Regions from separate parts of the Homo sapiens genome. Here region 1 is linked to region 2. A link is a loop called in an ENCODE intact Hi-C map of the cell type or tissue named here. Cell type or tissue: heart left ventricle. All regions are shown on one strand. Each heading gives the region's core, and the rest is flanking DNA. Links, peaks and the distances in the headings are about the cores only.

Evidence for each region. Peaks named below come from ENCODE experiments on the same cell type or tissue, not always from the same donor. Only the 100,000 strongest peaks of a DNase experiment are listed, where the experiment ranks them.
Region 1: a loop joins it to region 2, with 8 times the contacts of the local background. A loop is called at or near these places in 17 of 110 quality-filtered maps.

Annotation. Positions count from the first base shown.
Region 1 is chr1:3,345,018-3,353,864 of GRCh38, reverse strand. All of the region lies in intron 3 of PRDM16 (PR/SET domain 16), which reads right to left. Among named protein-coding and RNA genes, the nearest start is that of ARHGEF16, 110 kb to the left of the region's middle. RefSeq lists enhancers at 1-786, 787-1,761, 5,357-6,156, 6,157-6,957, 4,064-8,336 and 1 more. In heart left ventricle, for the core only: CTCF peaks have their summits at 2,855 (motif pointing left), 3,756 and 3,955 (motif pointing right); DNase peaks (open chromatin) are centred at 2,795, 3,294 and 4,404; H3K4me3 peaks cover 267 bases; H3K27ac peaks cover 2,500 bases; H3K27me3 peaks cover 997 bases.
Region 2 is chr1:3,406,935-3,415,781 of GRCh38, reverse strand. It overlaps PRDM16 (PR/SET domain 16), which reads right to left. Exons shown (of 17, transcript NM_022114.4): 9 at 2,982-4,398; 10 at 1,135-1,222. Among named protein-coding and RNA genes, the nearest start is that of ARHGEF16, 43 kb to the left of the region's middle. RefSeq lists enhancers at 1-666, 6,744-7,321. In heart left ventricle, for the core only: a CTCF peak has its summit at 5,443 (motif pointing right); a DNase peak (open chromatin) is centred at 5,457.

The sequences.
Region 1 (8,847 bases), core at 2,795-5,294, 60 kb after region 2:
CTGCTCCCAGCTGCGCCTGTCATCACTACTGGCTCCGCTGGGAGCAGGGGTCCCCAGGGTAAGGCCTGGTGACAAGACACAGAGGCAGGAGTCAGGAGGTCCGGCCCCAAGTGCAACCCCCTTGGCCACTCTCTGGCTGCTTCGGCATCCCCAAACCTCCACCAGCCTGAGCTAGGATTGTCCTGTTCTCTCTGCAAAGCCTGTGGGTGCAGTGAGGTGGCCTGAGTCAATGGTTTGCCAACTGCCGGTCACACTGCGGGGCTGGACTCATCCCCTGTGGCCTGTGCCCTCAGCCCGTGGCCCCCAGTACTTGGCTGGAGTGTAACGGGGTGGCCCGAGGGAGCCACCCTTGGGCTCCCATGGCCCAGGTGCCTGCCAGAAGCCAGGGCCAGTGCTGAGATTCCTCAATGACCCCAAGGACAAACGCAGAGGCTGCAGGATGGTGTCCCCATGCGCATTCGGGTCCAATTTCAGATGTGGCAAGAAATACCCCGGGCCTCCCTCACCCAATGAGGGCCCTGCCATAGCCCCCAGGCCGAGCCAGGTTTCTGCAGGGACCCAGGCTGCAGGTGAGAAATGGGCCTGCCCATGCCTAGGAGCTGCCCAGCCCTCGTAAACTTTTACCGCACCTCAGGCAACATGCATTTCACACCCGGTTAACTTTTACTACAGGAGGGCATTGGTCAGGAGGAAGCAGCAAATCCTGCTGTGAGGGACGTCCCTGCGTGGGAGTCTGGGCTGGGGGCCAGCTTTCGAGCTCTTCGGGTGTGCGGCTGCAGCCTCCCTTTCCTGACTTCTGGCTCCAGAGCCCCAGGCCTGGTCCTCCTCAGGGCACTGCTCTGAAACAGCCCTCAGCCCAACCGGGAAGCCCTCTGCCTCCGGCCACGCATGGGCCCCGAAGCCTGCAGGGTGGGCACTCAGGGCCCTGTGCAGAGGACGGCCCCCTCCCCGACGTGGGACTTGTGTGAACACCAAATGCGGCCTGACTGCCACCGAGAGCTAGCTATTGTTCCTGACACCGGGCAGAGGCCTTGGAGGCGGCCCTGAAATTTGGGAGGGGGATGAGTTGGGGGCGGGGGCTGTCTCATGTCTGTTTTCAATATGCGGCCAATCGCAGCCTGCTTCTTTTCTGTTTAGGATAATTTTATACTGGGTGGGTGTATTTAGGGCCTGAACGGCCTGACAGTGATGATTAATACCGTGCATTAGGCGATTCCAGCGCAAGTATTCGGGAACAAGCTGTGCTGCGCGGTTCTCATCAGATGGTCAGGCCCGCAGGCCTATTAAAAGCAGCAGGAGGCCTTGAGGCTTAATCACAGAGGCTGGGCCCGTGGAGGGAGAAGAAAGGGAAAGGAAAGGAGAACAAACGAAATGATAGAGCGGAGGGCGGAAATGCTACTGGAATCCGTGTCCCCTCCCCCAGCCCACTGCGGGCAGCAAGGGGGGCGCCGGCTTCGGAGGGGAGGGAGGGTCAGTGGAGAGCATCTGGGGGGAGAAAAACAATTAAAAGCTGCAGCCAGCCGCCAGGACCACAACTCTGCCGTGGGAAGTCGTGGGAGGGGTGGGCACGGCTGGGATGGGGGCAGAATTGAATCAGTCCGCAGGTGGGGGCAGCACGGCTGGGTGGAGGGGAGCACCAGCCCATGGCAGAGAGGGCCAAACACGGAGGGAGAAGGGCCCACACCCTGCAGTGCCAGGGCCGGGCAGGTGGACTGTGCCAGGCAGGTGGACCATGCACCGGTGTGCCAGGGTTGGCCTGGGGCTGTCTGAGCTGGTCATGCTGCCCAGAGTCATTCACACTGTGCTCCCCATTCCCTCGCAGGAGTGTCTCCTCTCCTCTGGAGGTAAAGTGTGTGGTCATCTTGCTCTTTGGGGAGGTCCTTAGGGTCTCTGGAGGGTCTGGGCGAGGCTGAGGATGGTACAGCCCAGCTACCCTCAGGCATCAGTGCCTCCCCGCCCCCAGCTCTCCCTTCCATACCAAGTCACAGACACAGAGTGAGTGTGTGAGTTCTCAAGGGGGAGGCGGAACCCCCCAAATGGCTGGAGACTGCAAGAGGAGGGGCTATGGTGAGAGAGAGCAAGAGAGAGGGAGGGAAGAAGAGAAACAGAGGGGGGGGAGAGAGGGAGAGGAGAGACAGAGGGAGGGGGAGACAGAGGAAGGGAGAGACAGAGGGAGGAGAGAAAGAGGGAGGGGAGAAAGAGGGAGGGGAGAGAGAGAGATGGAGAGAGAGGGAGGGGGAGAGAGGGAGGGGGAGAGAGAGGGAGGGGAAGAGAGAGGGAGGGAGAGAAGGAGGAAGGGGATGAGAGAGGGAGGGGGACAGAGAGGGAGGGGGACAGAGACGGGTTCCAATGTGACACAGTGAGCTGAGGGCCCAGGCACCTGCTCCAGGACCAGGGATGGGAAGGAGAAGACCTATGTCCCTGTGCTGCTCCCTCTGCGTTCCTATAGAGACGGGTTCTGGGTTCTGAAGAAATTCTGGGACCCCACGTGGGCCCTGGATGGAGCTTTTTCCCTAAACCCAGCCCAGGAGAGCAGGAGTTCCTCAATCAGAAGTCTCTCCTGGGTCTTCAAAATGCCTGTGCCAAACAGAGTCTTTTCCACCTGGAGGGACCGGGAGGGACACCCTGTGGCCACCCAAGTGCCTGGTGGGGATGAGAGCTGGCACTGGCCAGGGGCCGGGGTGGACCCCGTGGGAAGCAGGTGCTTCTGAGACCCACATCTCAGAGACCCACAAGCTGGTGAACATGCCCCCAAAACGTCTGGCCCAGCGAGCCAGCGGCCATTCCCAGGACACGGGGATCTCTTGGCCTGTCTGTGCCCCTGCCCAGAGGGCCGCCAACCAGCAGCTCTGCAGACAGTTCCCGCTCTCTGCTGGCTATTTTTGGAAATGGTCTTCTGACTTGTTTTTCTCCCAGGCTCCATAATAAAGCGAGAGCTGAAGTGAATCCCCAAGTCCCCTTCAGAGTGGGCTCTGCAAGGACTGGGGGGTGTATATCCCCCAGCCAGAAGTGCCTGGCGCTGGCTGGGCCCCACCCACCTGGCCTCAAAAAAGAGTTTGAGGCCCAGAAAGAGGAAAACACTGGACGCGGCATTGGGAAGAAGTCGGCAGACACAAAGCTCTTGTCCTGGGAGGGAGGAACCAGCCCGGCCCGGCCATCTGGGAGGCTGCATGGTGCCAAAGCCCTGCCTTCTGGGTGCTCCCAGGGCCCTGCATGGAGCCAAGCTGTGCCCGAGCCCTGGCCGGGCAGGGCTGGCTCCCAGCTCTGCTTTCCACCCGCCCACAGCTGCCTGCCACCCTGGTCCCCTCCCCTTGTCCTGCAGGCTGCTGGGAGGCCACATCAGCCCGGGGCCCTTGATCTTAACACACATTATGTCTGGATCCAAGTGTCACCAAACCTGACCCTGACTGCAGCCCCAGGCTGCACAGACGGAGCAGTAGAGCCCAGGAGGGAAAGAGGGGGTGGCTTCAAGGGTGCCCAGGTTGGAGGTAGAGAGCCGCCTCCCCTCCCACTTCCAGATCTTTTCTTTTCATTTTTTTGAGACAGGGTCTCACTCTCTCGCCCAGGCTGGAGTATAGTGGTGTGATCACAGCTCTCTGTAGCCCGGACCTCCTGAGCTCAAGCGATCCTCCTGCCTCAGCCTCCTGAGTAGCTGGAACTACCAGCACATGCCATCACATCAGGCTAATTTTTGTATTTTTTGTAGAGATAGGGTCTTGCTATGTTGTCCAGGCTGGCCTCAAACTTCTGGGCTTCCTCCCGCCTTGGCCTCCCAAGGTGCTGGGATTTTGGGCCACTGCACCTGGCCCCAGGTCTTTTCTGCCCTGTCCTCTTCCCCCCTCAAAGACAGGAGTCAGGTCCAGGCCTCTGACTGCTGTCTCCTCCAGGGCTCAGGACCCCGCTAGGCACAGAAGAGGCTGCTTTCAAGAGGTGGGAGGGAGCAGAGCTAAACATTCACGGCAGAGGGCGCCTGAGCAAGCCCAGCCCCGGGCTTTGGAGGCTGCGGGGGCTGCGGAGGCTGAGGGCTGGAGGCTCCTCAATCCCCAAGCCCAGCACCGTGGCCAGCAGAGCTCAGGCCTCTGTGAACACTGAGAACAGAAAGCTCCCAGTAGACAGCTCAGCCAGGGAGCTTTGAAGACCCCCAGAGCGCAGGAAGCCGGGGTGCATTGGAGTGGGAGGGAGGGGAAGCTACCATCCAAGGCTGGCTTTCACGGGCGGCCCTGAGCTCTGCCGGGCTGCCTCGGCTCCTCCGCCACCCTTGCCAGCACACCAGCCAGTGGGAAAGAGGGGTCAGCTGCCCCGGGACAAGGACACCCTTGGGTTGAGGATGACAGCTCTGAAATAAGCTCGGAGCCAAGCCCCATGGGCACCCAGTGGCTGCGCCGACTGGGTGCTGGGTGGAGACGGGCAGTGCAGACAGCCCTGCTTCCCGCCATGGCCACTTGCTGGGAGCCTGACCTCCAGGTTATCGGGGCAGCAGCTTCGGCGATGACCTCATTAAGCACGGTGCCACGTCAGCACCTTTCCAAAGCCCCTTTTATCACTCACAGCGTGCCGGTGCGGCCCCGTCCACACCTCCTCCCTGACACCAGCTCTATCTTATCTCCCGTGGGGCGGGGACCCTCACTGGGAGCCAGAGAGCAGGCCCAGGAATGCTGCGCCCAGACAGCCTGGCCATGGGCACTATGCGGACGGAGGTGGGGCAGGGCGAGGCTGTGGTTTGTTGCTGACAAAATCGTGCAGAAATGCATTGACTCCTGGCTTTTCAAATTCAATAATCGTTATGGTGATTATTACAAAGCCCCAGCCTCTCCGGCCATGCTGGGCCCCGCCCCCACCCCCACCAAAGGCAGGAGCACAGAGCCATGCCAGTGGGCTGTTCCCAGGCCAGCGCTGCCCCGGTGGACCCTTCTCTTAATGCCTCTCAAAGTGAGGTGCCCCATCAGGTGCCTCTCCCCACCACGGACTCTAGGACATGGGCCGCTCCCTCATTTTTGCTGGCCTGGGTGGAAAAACTGCCCACTGCAGATGCGGGAAGCTCTGAGCTCTTTGGGAGAGTGGGTGGAGTTGGGTGAGCCCCAGGGCCCCCACCCCAGGCTCACTGCGGCCCCGGTCCCCAAGGGCAGAGGGGAGGACAGACTGTTCCTGTGAAGAACTGAACAGCTAGTGTCAGGAGACAGGGACAGGGCTTGGTGGCACCTGACATTCAAGGTCATGTCTCAAGAGGGGCACTGTGAGTTCAAAGCTCCGGGGAAGCCCCCCTCCTTCTGCTGGAGGCCATGGCGGAGGGCCTCTTTAAGAAGCGTGCATGTCCCTCCCCACTGTCCCTGCCCATTCAAGCCGCCTTTGTGGGCAGCAGAAGCCGTGCCCACTGCTCTCAATGAAGACAGCTCTTTGTCCAAATGTCCTTGGCCCGCGGATTTTGGGGATGGTGCTGAAGAGCTGCCCCCACCGCTGGCCTCTCTCCACTCTCTGCTTCTCCTGGGCCCTAGCACACGAATACTAACGAGTGACCTGGCCAGGCAGCCGAGTAGTTGCTCCAAAAAGCTCAGGGCCTGGAGCCCAGCCTTTGTGGGCACTGAGGGCTGCATGGCATGGGCAGATTCCTATGGTCCTGGGCTGAGCCAGCGAGCCTCATCCTTGCAGCCAAAACCCTGCAGAACTGTTCAGGGGCCCAGAGGGCTACGGTTGGGCCAGACCCCCCAGGCTGGGACGTGGGTTGGGGAGACTCAGCAACCCCTCTGCGACCTGGGCAGAACTCTGCCTGCTGCCAGCAGATGGACACAGGCTGCCCCGTGCTCCGACCAGAGGCATGGGCAGCCTGACCAGAAGTTCGGTTCTAGCCTCGGCCAAAGCAGACTGAGCCACCGAGATGCACAGCCCCGTGTCCAGAGGCTCACGGAACTCAGTGCCCGGCACCAGCTCTGGGGCTGCTCACAGACACTGCCAGGACCCTGAAGTCACAGGGGATGGGCTCGGGCAGCTGCTTTGCACAAGGAACCCCTTCCTCCTGACCACACTACCAGGTGGCTGCCCTTCCTGTTCCCGCCCCAGCCCAGAGCCCTCAGGGGCTTTGGAGCAGGCATCAGGCCAGATCTGGATCAGGGGAGCCCGCAGCTCTCACCAAGGCCTAGGCATGGTGTTTGCTCCTTAGCCCGGAACCTGCCCATTCAGCTTTGCTACCCCAGAAGTCTGAGAAGAGCCAAATGACTCCAAAGTGGGACCTGGGGCAGGGTCATGGACTCCCAAGCTACTCCGAGGACTGACCTTCCCCAGCAGTGAGAGACGGCTCTGCCCCCACCCCCACCCCCTGACTGCCTCTTGCCTTGATTCTACAGGCCCTTGTTCCCACCCAGTGTGCACAGAGCCTGCCTGGGACCAGACGCAGGAGGGCGGGGCCTTCCAGGAGCAGATGGATGGCTCTCGCCAGTGGGACCTGCACCACCGTGGGCCAGGCCCAGGGTGTTCCGGGCTCCTTCCTGGGCCAATGCCAGGGAGCCAGTGGCTGTGGCCAGCATGCATGGAGGCCCTGAGAGTCTCGCCCTCCCTGGGCCTGGTTTCTCCTTCTGGAATGGGGTGGAGGCGCTTTAAGCATTGGGGCCACCTCTGGGCTGGATGGAGCCCCTCTGCCTGTCTGCCTGGTGCAGAACCTTGTGGAAAGACCATCATCCAGGAACCAGTGTCCTGGGAGGGACGGCCGCCTGCCCCTTCCCACACTCACACTCCCGGGGCTGTACACTGACCCCCTCCACCCTCCCCGGAAAGACTGGGCACCTGGGTTTCCTGGACACCTGTGAGGCCCTCAAGGTGGTCGCTGCAAGTTACTTCATGGGTGTCCCAAGCTGCCGGTGAGTGCTGCGCACTTCTGGAGAGGATTAGGTTGCAAAGCCAGCCCTGACACTCAGGTGTCCCCAGGGCCTGCCTGGAGTCCCTCATTTTACAGATGGAAGCACGAAAGGGGAGCGGCAGAGCACCGGTGAACAGTGTTAGGAACTGCTCAGGAGCCACTTGGTTGCATGGTCACTCATTCCGTCTGTTCAGCCGGTCACTAGGCCACTGGGGCGGGCGAACGTGAGAGGAGCCCCTTCCCTTGTAGAGCCACCCACCCTCACCTCACAGTGGGGTGGGTGCTGTTGGGCACCAGAAGTGACCCCAGTCTGGGTGCAGCCGGGGTGAGAAGATGCATCTGCCTGTGCCTCCTTGCAGCCAGCTTGGAGGAGTGAGGGGTGGGCCTGGCTGGCCATCGAGAGGCTCGCAGGTGGAGGGGGTGTCTGTGTTGCCTGCCCCCAAAGACTGGGGACGGTGGAGGGGAGAGAAAGGAGACAGCAGGGTGAGCAGAGAGGCGGGAGGGCCACGTATGCCGCGGGTGCTCCAGGAGGAGCTCAGGCTGCTGAACAGGAACCGTGGGACAGCAGTGTCTCCAGAGTGTTCCGCCCTGTGCTTTGAGCACCAGGCAGGCCCCCGTGTTCTGCCCAAGGCCCTGACTTTTCCAGGCCCTCTTGACCATGGAGCTCCATCAGGCTCCTCCACTGGAAGCCCCCAAGCCCCCAGCCTATGTCACACAGAACTCGACGCACAAACACCTCCAAGACGTCCTGGGGAAGGGTACGTCGCTCACCGCCGTGGGGCAGGGCCAACGGGAGAAACAAAAAAGGAAGCCTGATAAACAGTTTCCATATCCAACATTTTCCACATTCAATTATTTTTAAATTAAATAATCTCTCCCTAGGAGAAAAAGGAAAGTTCTCGCTCAGCTCAGCGCAGCCTTGCCAGGTCTCACAAAGCCCACATTGTGGGTGTTGACGGAGAATGAGTCTCCTTGGAGCCCGCCCCTCAATGCCCCCTTTGATATGCACGCTCACAGGCAGCCCCTCCGCAGGCCCCTGGATGGGGGAGACCCTGGCCCACAGCCACGTGGCCTCTTTGGGGCTCTTGTTGGCTCCCAGGAGCCCAGGGTGGGGGGACTGTGTAGCTCTGGGTGGAGTGAGACAGCTGCCAAGAAAAACCCTCGGCTGCAGAGGGCAGCACGGGAGGACCCGAGAGGGCAGCACAGGAGGAACCAAGGGGTGGCCTGGACCACAGAGGGGGCAGCACGGGAGGACCCGAGGGGTGGCCTGGACCACAGAGGGGGCAGCACGGGAGGACCCGAGAGGGCAGCATGGGAGGACCCGAGGGGTGGCCTGGACCACAGAGGGGGTCCTGCTGCATCCCGGTGACACATTTGGAACCAACAGTGGGAAGAACATGGGATTTGCCATCAGCACCTCAGGATTCAAGACCCAAGTCCCATTCCTACTGGCTGAGTGTCCTTAGGTGGGGTACTTGGCCAGTTTGAACCTCATTATTGCCACCTGTAAAATGGATGCTGCCGTGCTAGCCACTTCCTAGGGCTATGGCAAGGATGACAGAATGAGGCCACAGAACTCACAGTGGAGGTGCGTGTGGCTGTTGGCTTAAAATGGATGTGCATGTGGCATAATAAAGAGTGGGGCCCAGGAGCCTCCGGTTCCCACAGTGGTAGAGTAGCTTCTGTTGGATGTACTCTCCTGCAGATAACAATGATACACTTGGAAAAAAATAATTTAAAACAAAAAAAACTTGATAGCACTAGAGAATAACAAAAAGCAGGTGGGAACTGGAGGAACTGAACCCTTGAAGGAAAGCAGTGCACTGTGAGGGCCACTGTCCTCCAGGTATTCCCTCAAGGCCACTGTGCAGCCTACTTGGTACAGGGCAGCTGGAACTCGGGCAGAAAGCTGCAGTCTTATGGGACAGATGGGTCAGAGGATGCAGTGTGAGGCTGTCAGAGCATCTGTAAGTTGAGGGGAGAAACCATGGAAAGGAAGG
Region 2 (8,847 bases), core at 4,350-6,849:
GCTCCGGGCTGCAGGGACAGGCAGCGGGGGTGGCAGGCCCGTGGGGGCAGCGGGCAGGAGGGACAATGGAAACTGCCCCCCGCTGGGCTCCCTTCCTCGGGCCTGGGTGGGCCTCTCCCGCCCGGCTTGCTCCGCCCGATCAGATATTCCCGGCCTCGCTCCCCGCACAAACAAACGCAGGATGCGCCTGGCTGGCTCGTGGCTCTTTCCAGCCCATCCCGAGGAAAATCAGGGGAAGTTATTAACCAAACTCCACGGCCCCGGGGAAACAATGGGAGGCGCTAAGTTTAGCTGTGAACTCAGCCTGGGCGCAGGTTTCACAAACCAGGTGGGGGGCCCGTCCACGGCGGGGAAGGCCGAGAAAGAGAACAATGCCCCGGTCTGGTCTGCAGTCTGTCAGGGCCAGGCCCACTGTGCGACCCTCAGGACCCTCCAGGTGCAGCCCATGGCGCTGCGGAAGGGGCCAGGCTCCCAGCAATGAGACCAAGTCAGTAGGGGACAGGAGGTCGGGAAGACTCTGCCCTGGCCATGCTGCCCACCTGCTATTTTGCTCCCAGGATGTGGCCTCAGGGGCAGGCAGGAGCACCTCCAGGCCTGGCAGGGTCTGCACCCACCTGTCTGGACTGGGGGGCTCTCTGGGTCTCTTTCCAGACCCCCTGCCCACCACCTCCCTGGGGCCTGGCTCCATGCCCCTCTCTGCATGCTCAGGCCCTTCCTCTCTTCCGGTCCATTTGAACATACTCAGGTCCTGTGCACCCCAGAGAGAGCGCCCACGCTGTGTCCTGGGCTGCCACCTGAGGCTGCTCCCCTCACTCACAATCCCTGCCCTCGCTCCTTCAGGCTCTGCCCACGACTCCAGTGAAGCTCCTTCTCCCTCCTGGAGCCCAGAGCCAGGGGTCAGAGAGGTCCCTGGGGTGGCCCTGTGAGGGTCACTCTCAGTCCTCAACCTCTCCAGCCTACAGTGACCTGAGGGGCCTCAGGGAGAGAATCCTCCTCTGCCTTTGAGGGCGTCTGTGCGTGGTATGGCCTGGACGGGGACTTAGGCTCCAGCCTGGCCACTGAGCCTCGACAGCCGGGAGATGGGGCCACTGGCGTGTGGGTTACAGGGCGCCCTGACCTGCACTGAGGACGTACCTGGGGGTGGAAGAGCAGCGGGGACGGCCGCAGGTACTTCTCCTTCAGGGCTCCCACGGGGTCTGTGACCTTCCGCTTTTCTACCCTGCTGGACAACAGCACAGAGGGTTACGTACCCCACCGAGCCGCCCGCCCCGCCGAGCCACCCGCTCCACAGAGCCGCCCACCCCGCCTGACCATATACCTGGCCAGTCACAAGGCCATGGTGTGGACCTCGCCGTGGCTGCCCCAACGCTCACCAGACTCCTCTGTGGGCCTTGGGGATGTCGGGAGCCCAGCCCACCTGCACCCCTAGACGGACCCTCCCTGTCACCACCTGCCCCTGAACACTCTCCCTCAGTGGTTCCCTCACACCTCCCATGCCTCCAAGGTCCCCTCGAGGGCCTTCAAAGACCCCTGGCTGCCAGCACCCCTGCAGGTCATGGGTGCTAAGTGCAGGCGGCTGGAGTTTTCTCTGAAGGCCCCGTGCACCCCGGCCTAACTGGCCGGTCAGCCCTGCATGAGTGGGGACCACTCTGAAGGGGGTCCCTGGACCTGCTCACAGCAGAGCGTGGCTCACACCAGAGGCTCAAGGCCTCCTCCGCTCCTTCTCTGACCCGGCCCCTGGCACGGGGTGTGCTGCCCGTGTGTGCTGATGAACGTGAGTGGCCAGCAGGTTTCTGTCCTGGGGAGGTCACCAGGGGCTTCCTGCAGCACCCAGACAGGGCCCTGTCTAAACACCCTCCAGGGCTGCTGGAGATTACAGTTCCAGAACCTTCCCCAGATGCCGGTGACAAGCCTGCTCACTGAATCACAATGCAAACCTCCTGTGGTAAACAGAGGCCGTGGGCAGGGCTATCCACTGACCCTCCTTTGGCCTGGTGGCTCTTGAAGGCAGCCTGCTCTTCTCTGTCTGCCTGGGTTCCCATAGTGAGGGTTAGATTTGGGAGCCTCTTTCCCATCACTGAGAGCGCTTTGGTAAACCTGCCACCCCGTTGCAAGACACAGCACCCCCAGCATGTCTATGACTGGCCGCTTTTGCTTTATTAGGACAGGACTTGCTCAGGGTCTCCTGCCTGTCTCCTTGCATGGCGAAGCGGGGAGCACAGGGACAGGTGCTGGTGGGGGTAGGACCCCCTCCCCAAGCCTAGCCCTGCTCTTCCAACCCACCTGCATTCTAGGGAGGGGCAAACCTGTCCAGAAATTAGGGAGTGGCATTAAACTCGCCTTTCCCCAAGAGAGGCATCAGAGACACAGGACACTGGTGCCTAGAAAACCCTCCAATGCTTGCTTCATCCCTCGCCTCCTCCTCCCCTCCAAGGACCACTGGCTCCTTCTCTGATTCCCCCGGGGCCCCCAGAAAGACACCCCCTCCCCATTCCCCCTGCCGCTGTGGCTCCAGGGGCAGGAGCGCACCAGGAGGGGCAGGAAGCACTCAGCCCAGGCCCCTCTGACTTCTGCAGGTAGAGGCTGGGGAGAGCTAGACCAGAGACGACAGCTGGAGAGAGGGGTGGGGAAGGGTGTGGGTTGGGGTGGGGGGTGGGGTTACTGGGGATAGGAGGCGCTCGAGGCCAGCAGTGTGATGTCTGAGTGGTCATCGGTGCAAGCAAACTGCACGTGTCCAGGAGCACCCGTCCTGGCCTCCCAAACACGGCCCGGGCCAGGCACCTAGCTTAGGAGCAGCCAAGCCAGGCATCCCTCCTGAGGGGTGCAGACCCCCCCAAGAACAGGGGCATCTTCCTGAAGTCAGCAAAGGCCGGGGGACGACCTTGGAGGAGCTTGAAAGAGACACCACCATGCACTGAGCCCGCCCAGCACCGCCGCGGCCCCGCCCCAGGGAGAGCCAGTGAGGCTGGGGTGCTGAATACCTGTAGATGGGGTCCATGAAGAAGGGCGAGGGCTTGGCGTAGTGGAGCGGGGGCTGCTGGGGCATCCGCGCCGGGCACACCTGGGGCAGCCCCTCGCCGGCGCCCAGCTTGCGTTCCCCATAGACGTGGTTCTTGCGGGGCTCCCGCCCGCCGCCGTTTTGGCTGGCACGGGCCCGGCTGCCGATGCTCAGGTCCAGCGGCTGCTCCTCGCCGGATGCGGGGGCCGAGGGGCCCTTGGGCATGGGCAGGATGGGCTTCACGTCTTTGGGCTTGGTGGTGAGATCAAAGGGGCACTCGGCACTGGGGCCGCCCACCTTGAGGGCGTCCCGGGGTGACTTTGGCTCGGCCTTGACCAGCAAGTTGTGGGCGAGGGCTCGGTCCGTGAAGGGGTAAAGGGAGTGGGGGAAGTTGGGCAGGAACTGGAAGGGGAACGCCGAGTGGTAGGGGAGCGAGCCCAGCTTCTTCTCCTGCATCCCCATGAAGCCGGGGCCAAAGTACTTCTCGGCAATGGATGCGATGGCCTTGATGGAGTCCCCGGCGGCGCCCGTTGCAGTCAGCAGCTGCTCGTCGGGTGGCGGGAAGAATGAGTGCTGGGAATAGAAGACAGGCACCTCGGCCACGCTGTTCGGGGCCCCCGGGGGCGCCAAGCCGCCCCCAAACTTGGGCTGGCCCTCGGCGGACTTGCCCTTGCCCTTGTCCTTGTCAGGGTCGCTGTCCACGTCGCTGTCCAGGTCCGAGCCCGTCCCCGTGGTCGTGTCCAGGTCGGTCCCCGTGGTGGTGTTGACGTCCTCAAAGTCACTGCCGTCCGACATGTCGCTGCTCCTGGTCTTCAGCTTCTCCACACAGGAGTCCTCCAGGCGGCTCTCGAACTTCTCCTCGGGCCCCGCAGCTGCCGTCGTGCCCTGGCTGCTGTTGCTGACGGCGGAGACCAGGGGCAGGGCTGGGTTCCCCAGGGGACTGGGGAGCTTGGCGTCCTGGGTGTGGTTCAGGGGGCTCTTGAGCAGCGATGTGGGAGGTAGCAGAGGCGGCCGGGGGTACAAGGATGGAGGGAAGATGCCCGGGAAGCCGGGGGTGAGTGCGGGGAACGTGGGAGGCGCCGTGGAGAAGGGCAGGCTCCCCGGGTGCGGCCTGGAGGGAAAGTACTCGTTGAAGCCCAGGCTGGCGTGATTGAGGCTGGGGGAGGGTTTTGCCTTGTCCATCATGGGGCTGGGGGTCAAGGGCAGGCCCGGGGCAAAGATGCCGCCCGGCGTGTAATGGTTCTTGCCCTCGCAGAAGCGCCGGTGCTTGTTGAGGGAGGAGGTAGTGCTGAACATCTGGCCACAGTCCTTGCACTTGATCTGCGTGCGGCAGTCGGCGTGCATCCGCTTGTGCCGGCACAGGTTGGAGAACTGCGTGTAGGACTTGTGGCAGACCTCACCTAAAACATCAGCAGAAGCCAAGACAAACCCGCATGAAATGACCGGGAAACCCTGCTGAAAACGCCACATGAAATTACTGGGAAAGCCAGCCGCTGGAGGGGCGAGGCTGGGGCTGGAAGCAGTCTGTCTGGGTGCATGTGCGTGGGCATGGGTGTATATGTGTGTACTGTGCATACATGCGTGTGTGCGTACACACAAATACACAGGCAGGTGCATGTGTGTCTGTGTGCGTAAGTGTCCGTGTCTGGGCAGGCGTGTGTGTATTCTGCAAGCGTGCGTGTCTGAGTGTGCACACGTGTGCACACATGAGCATGTGGAAACATATGTGTGTGTGCATGCGCCCCACCCAAGACTGGCCTCCAGTGACCAGCACAGATCGGGGGGCCGGTTGGTACAGTTCCTGCTGTGCCGCCACCTTCTTTGCTGGAGAATGGGCTTGCCACTGCTGTTTCCACCCTCCTACCCCACGGTGTTGCTAGTTTAGGAGCCAAGATTTTCAGAAGTCCCTGGGGAAGGTGAACCTGCTCTCCAGGGCGGGGCACGGGGAAAGCGAATGCATGTGATGGTGTCTGCCACTCCATCAGTGGATTCAGGGCAAGCTGGCTCAGGGCCCGCCCTGCCTTCGTCTTCACTTTTGCAGCTGTTCTAGCAGGGGTGGGGGCAGGACGCTGACCACGCAGACTGTGCCTCCTGCTCTCTAGAAGTTCACAGTGTTCCTAGTGTCCTCCCACCTCCCCTCTCCGCACCAGATCCTGCTGCCTGCACCCCGGAGAAGGCAGCCTCTGGGTTGACACAGACAGTTCCTGAGGTTCTCAGGAGGCCCCAACTCGGGGATCCCGGACTTTGGGGCTCCTGGCAGTACTCAACTACCCTTTGGAGATGGCTGGAGGTGGACATGGATAGGAGGTCACCCCGGGCAGGAGCCCTATGCAGAGGGACTATTCCCTGCTTGAGAAAAGTGAAAATCCTACTACTGGGAACCTCCTCAGACTGGGATGGAAGCGGCAGTGCCCGGCTCTGGCTGGCGAGTGCCAGCATCTTCTCTCAACAGGAGAGGGCAGTGCCGGCCCAGCTAGACTCCAGGACCCAGCGGCCTGGGGGTTCCGGCCATTTTCCTAAAGGCCTGTGAACGGTTGTCAGCGAATCACCAGCTTGTCTTTTGCCTCTTGTTTTTCTAAGAAAAAAGGGAGGAACACACACACATCTACACATGCACACACACAGCACACACAACCACACACCACATTCATACACATGCACACACACCACACACACGCACACACACAACCACACACATTCATACACATGCACATACACAACCACACACCACATTCGTACACACACAATCACACACATGCACACACAGCACACACACATGCACACCCCCCACACCCCCCCATGCAAACACACAACCACACCCCCCACACGCACACACACCCACACCACACACATGCACATACACACACACCACACCCACAACCACACCACACACATGCACACAACCACACACATGCACACAAACACCACACACACACCCACACCACACACCCACACACAACCACACACATGCACACATACACCACACACACCCACACCACACACCCACACACAACCACACACACTCACACCCACACCACACACACACCCACACTACACACACCACACAAACCACACACATGCACATACACCACACACACGCACACACACACCACAGACACGCACACCACACACACACATCCCGGCGAGTGTCTCTCTCTGTAGGACAATTTGCTTCCTAAACACGGCGTGGTGGAAACAATGATTTCAGCAAGCTTCTTGCTCACCAGAAATCGTCGGCTGCCTGATCTCCTTCGACTCCAGCTGGGAGCTTTTCCCCTAAGATGATCGTGTTCTTTCATCACGATATCTATTTATATTAACCGCTCTACCTTCCTGCTCGTCCAGCCTGGCGGGGCGTTTTCAAGGCTGAGGGGAGAAGAACTTTGTCTCGTTTCATCAAATCTGCCCTCTCTGGAGGGCTGCTGATGGACAGGTGACCCTCCAGAGGGAGGGTCTGTAAATACCCCTCGGTCACCTACCTGGCCCTCGGGGAGGCACTCAGCCCTGCCGGCCAAACAAGCACACCCTGGCTGTGCCCCACTCACACACTCTCACACCCACACGCACCAACTCACGCGCCCACACTCTCACACACACACGCACCAACTCACGTGCCCACACTCACTCACACACACCCACACTCACACACTCACATGCATCAACTCACACGCCCACACTCGCACTCACAGACACGCGCCCACACTCACGCTGTCACGTGCGCCGACACACGCACCGGCCCACACGCCCACACTCACACACACTGACATGCCCCGGCTCACACGCCAACCCTCACATGCTCTCACACGTGCCAACACATGCACTGGCTCACACGCCCCTCACTCTCATGCGTGCCAACACAAGCACTGGCTCACACGCCCACCCTCATGCGCTCTCACACACACACGCACCAGCTCACGTGCCCACCCTCGTGCTCTCACATCCTCCAACACACGCACCAGCTCACGCGCCCACACGCGCTCACACACACGCACCGGCTCACGCGCCCACACTCATGCACTCTCACGTGTGCCAACACATGCACCGGCTCACGCGCCCACACTCACACACTCTCATGCACGCCAACACATGCACCGGCTCACGTGCTCACACTCACACACTCTCACACATGCCAACACAGGCACCAGCTCACGCACCCACACTCATGCACTCACACACACACCAGCTCACACACCCACACTCACACGCTCTCACACGCACCGACACATGCACCAGCTCATGTGTCCACACACACGCTCTCACACACACACGCACCGGTGCACGCGCCCACACTCACACACTCTCACACGTGCATACTTATTAAAGCAAAGGCTCTTTCTGCAAAGTGCCCAGTGGGAGCCTGTGCACCTCATTCCCAGATATTATACTTCCTCTCTGTCCTGTTCTCCTCTCCTCTCGCTCTACCCACCCCTTCTCTTACACCCATGCACACACACGTTTGTACACAGCCCAGGGCACAGGTGAGCGCCTTGGTGGGAAAGACACCACCAGGAATGACACCCCCTCCGTCTGTGTGGCCAGTGAGGTGGGGGCTTAGGGCTTCCATCTGCCTGTGCCATGGGTGTGTCACCCAGCAGGTGGACACGGAGTCTGGCCATGAGCGCCTGCGCAGCTGTGACCTCTCCTGCAAGCAACTGACCATTCCTGGAAAGGGCCACGCCATTTGGACTCCCTCACTTGTTTGCAAATTCTCCTCTCCAAGCCTGAAGACCCCCTTCTGCAGTTGCACCAAAGGACACTGTGCAGTGGCCTGGGGGATACCAGGGCTGCGTTGCTTGTGTCTGATCTAATTTCTAAGGGAATGAGAATCTTCATAAACCCGATCTGCCCACATCTGGGGTTTTCCTTTAAGCTTTATCCCCTTAGCAAAAAGCCAAGGCACAAAGGTGAGCCGAGTGTGTGGACAAGAAGCGCAAGAGTCGCCGAGGCGGGGCAGGGCCAGTTGAGTTTCCCTGTCCTCACTCCATCCACGAGGGATGGGGAGCAGCCTGCAGTGTGGTGGGAACAGTGGGCTCCAGCTGCCCAGGGTGCTGCAGCTCTTGGAATGCACATCATTAAAGCGATGCAACGGGACTTTAGAACGCTCGTCTGCAGGCCCAGAGAGGCAAGGAAGTTTAAACCTAGGTCCAATTTTCTTGCTCCTGAGCTTGCTATAGAACTCCACGTTGTCATCTGAGGCACCAACTGGTGCCGCTCTCACTGGAGTCACTTGACCTGCAGCTGGGAGCAGTCACCCCCCGCCCCAGCCCCTGACTCCTGCCCAGCTCGCACCGTGCTGGCTTCTCCCAGAGGAAAGGGGTACTGTGTATCGGGGTGCCGGAGCCGGGCACACTGCACACATGCTCCTCCTGGGAGATCGGTGGTCAGCAAATGGGAAAACAGTACTTGTGGAACGGCCGGCAGGCAGAGCTCCATCTCCCTTTGGTTCCTCAGTTGGTGGGGGCATGTGGCCCAGGTTAGGCTGGGGGCGGAGTCACCCCTAGCAGGACGGCTGGACGCTGGGGCTTGGGAGGTGGGTGGGACGGGCACAGCCCAGGTGCTGACAGGGGCCCGGCTGGCTGGCGGACATCACCTCTTGTGCAAGTGGTCAGTGCCTGAGTGGTCCCACATCAGCAAGAACACCTGAGTCCAGGTTCCCAAGCTCCCAGCACCCCGCCTCTCCAGGCTGATGCAACGGAGCCTGGAAGGTTCAAATCACCCAGCCGGGGGCCAGGAGCCAGGCCCCTGAAGCTAAAATTTGGGCTCCACAGCCTGGCCTTGAGCCCACGGTCACTCAACATCTTGTAGCCTCCCTTTCCTCCTATGACAACTGGAGACAGAAGGGCCCCACT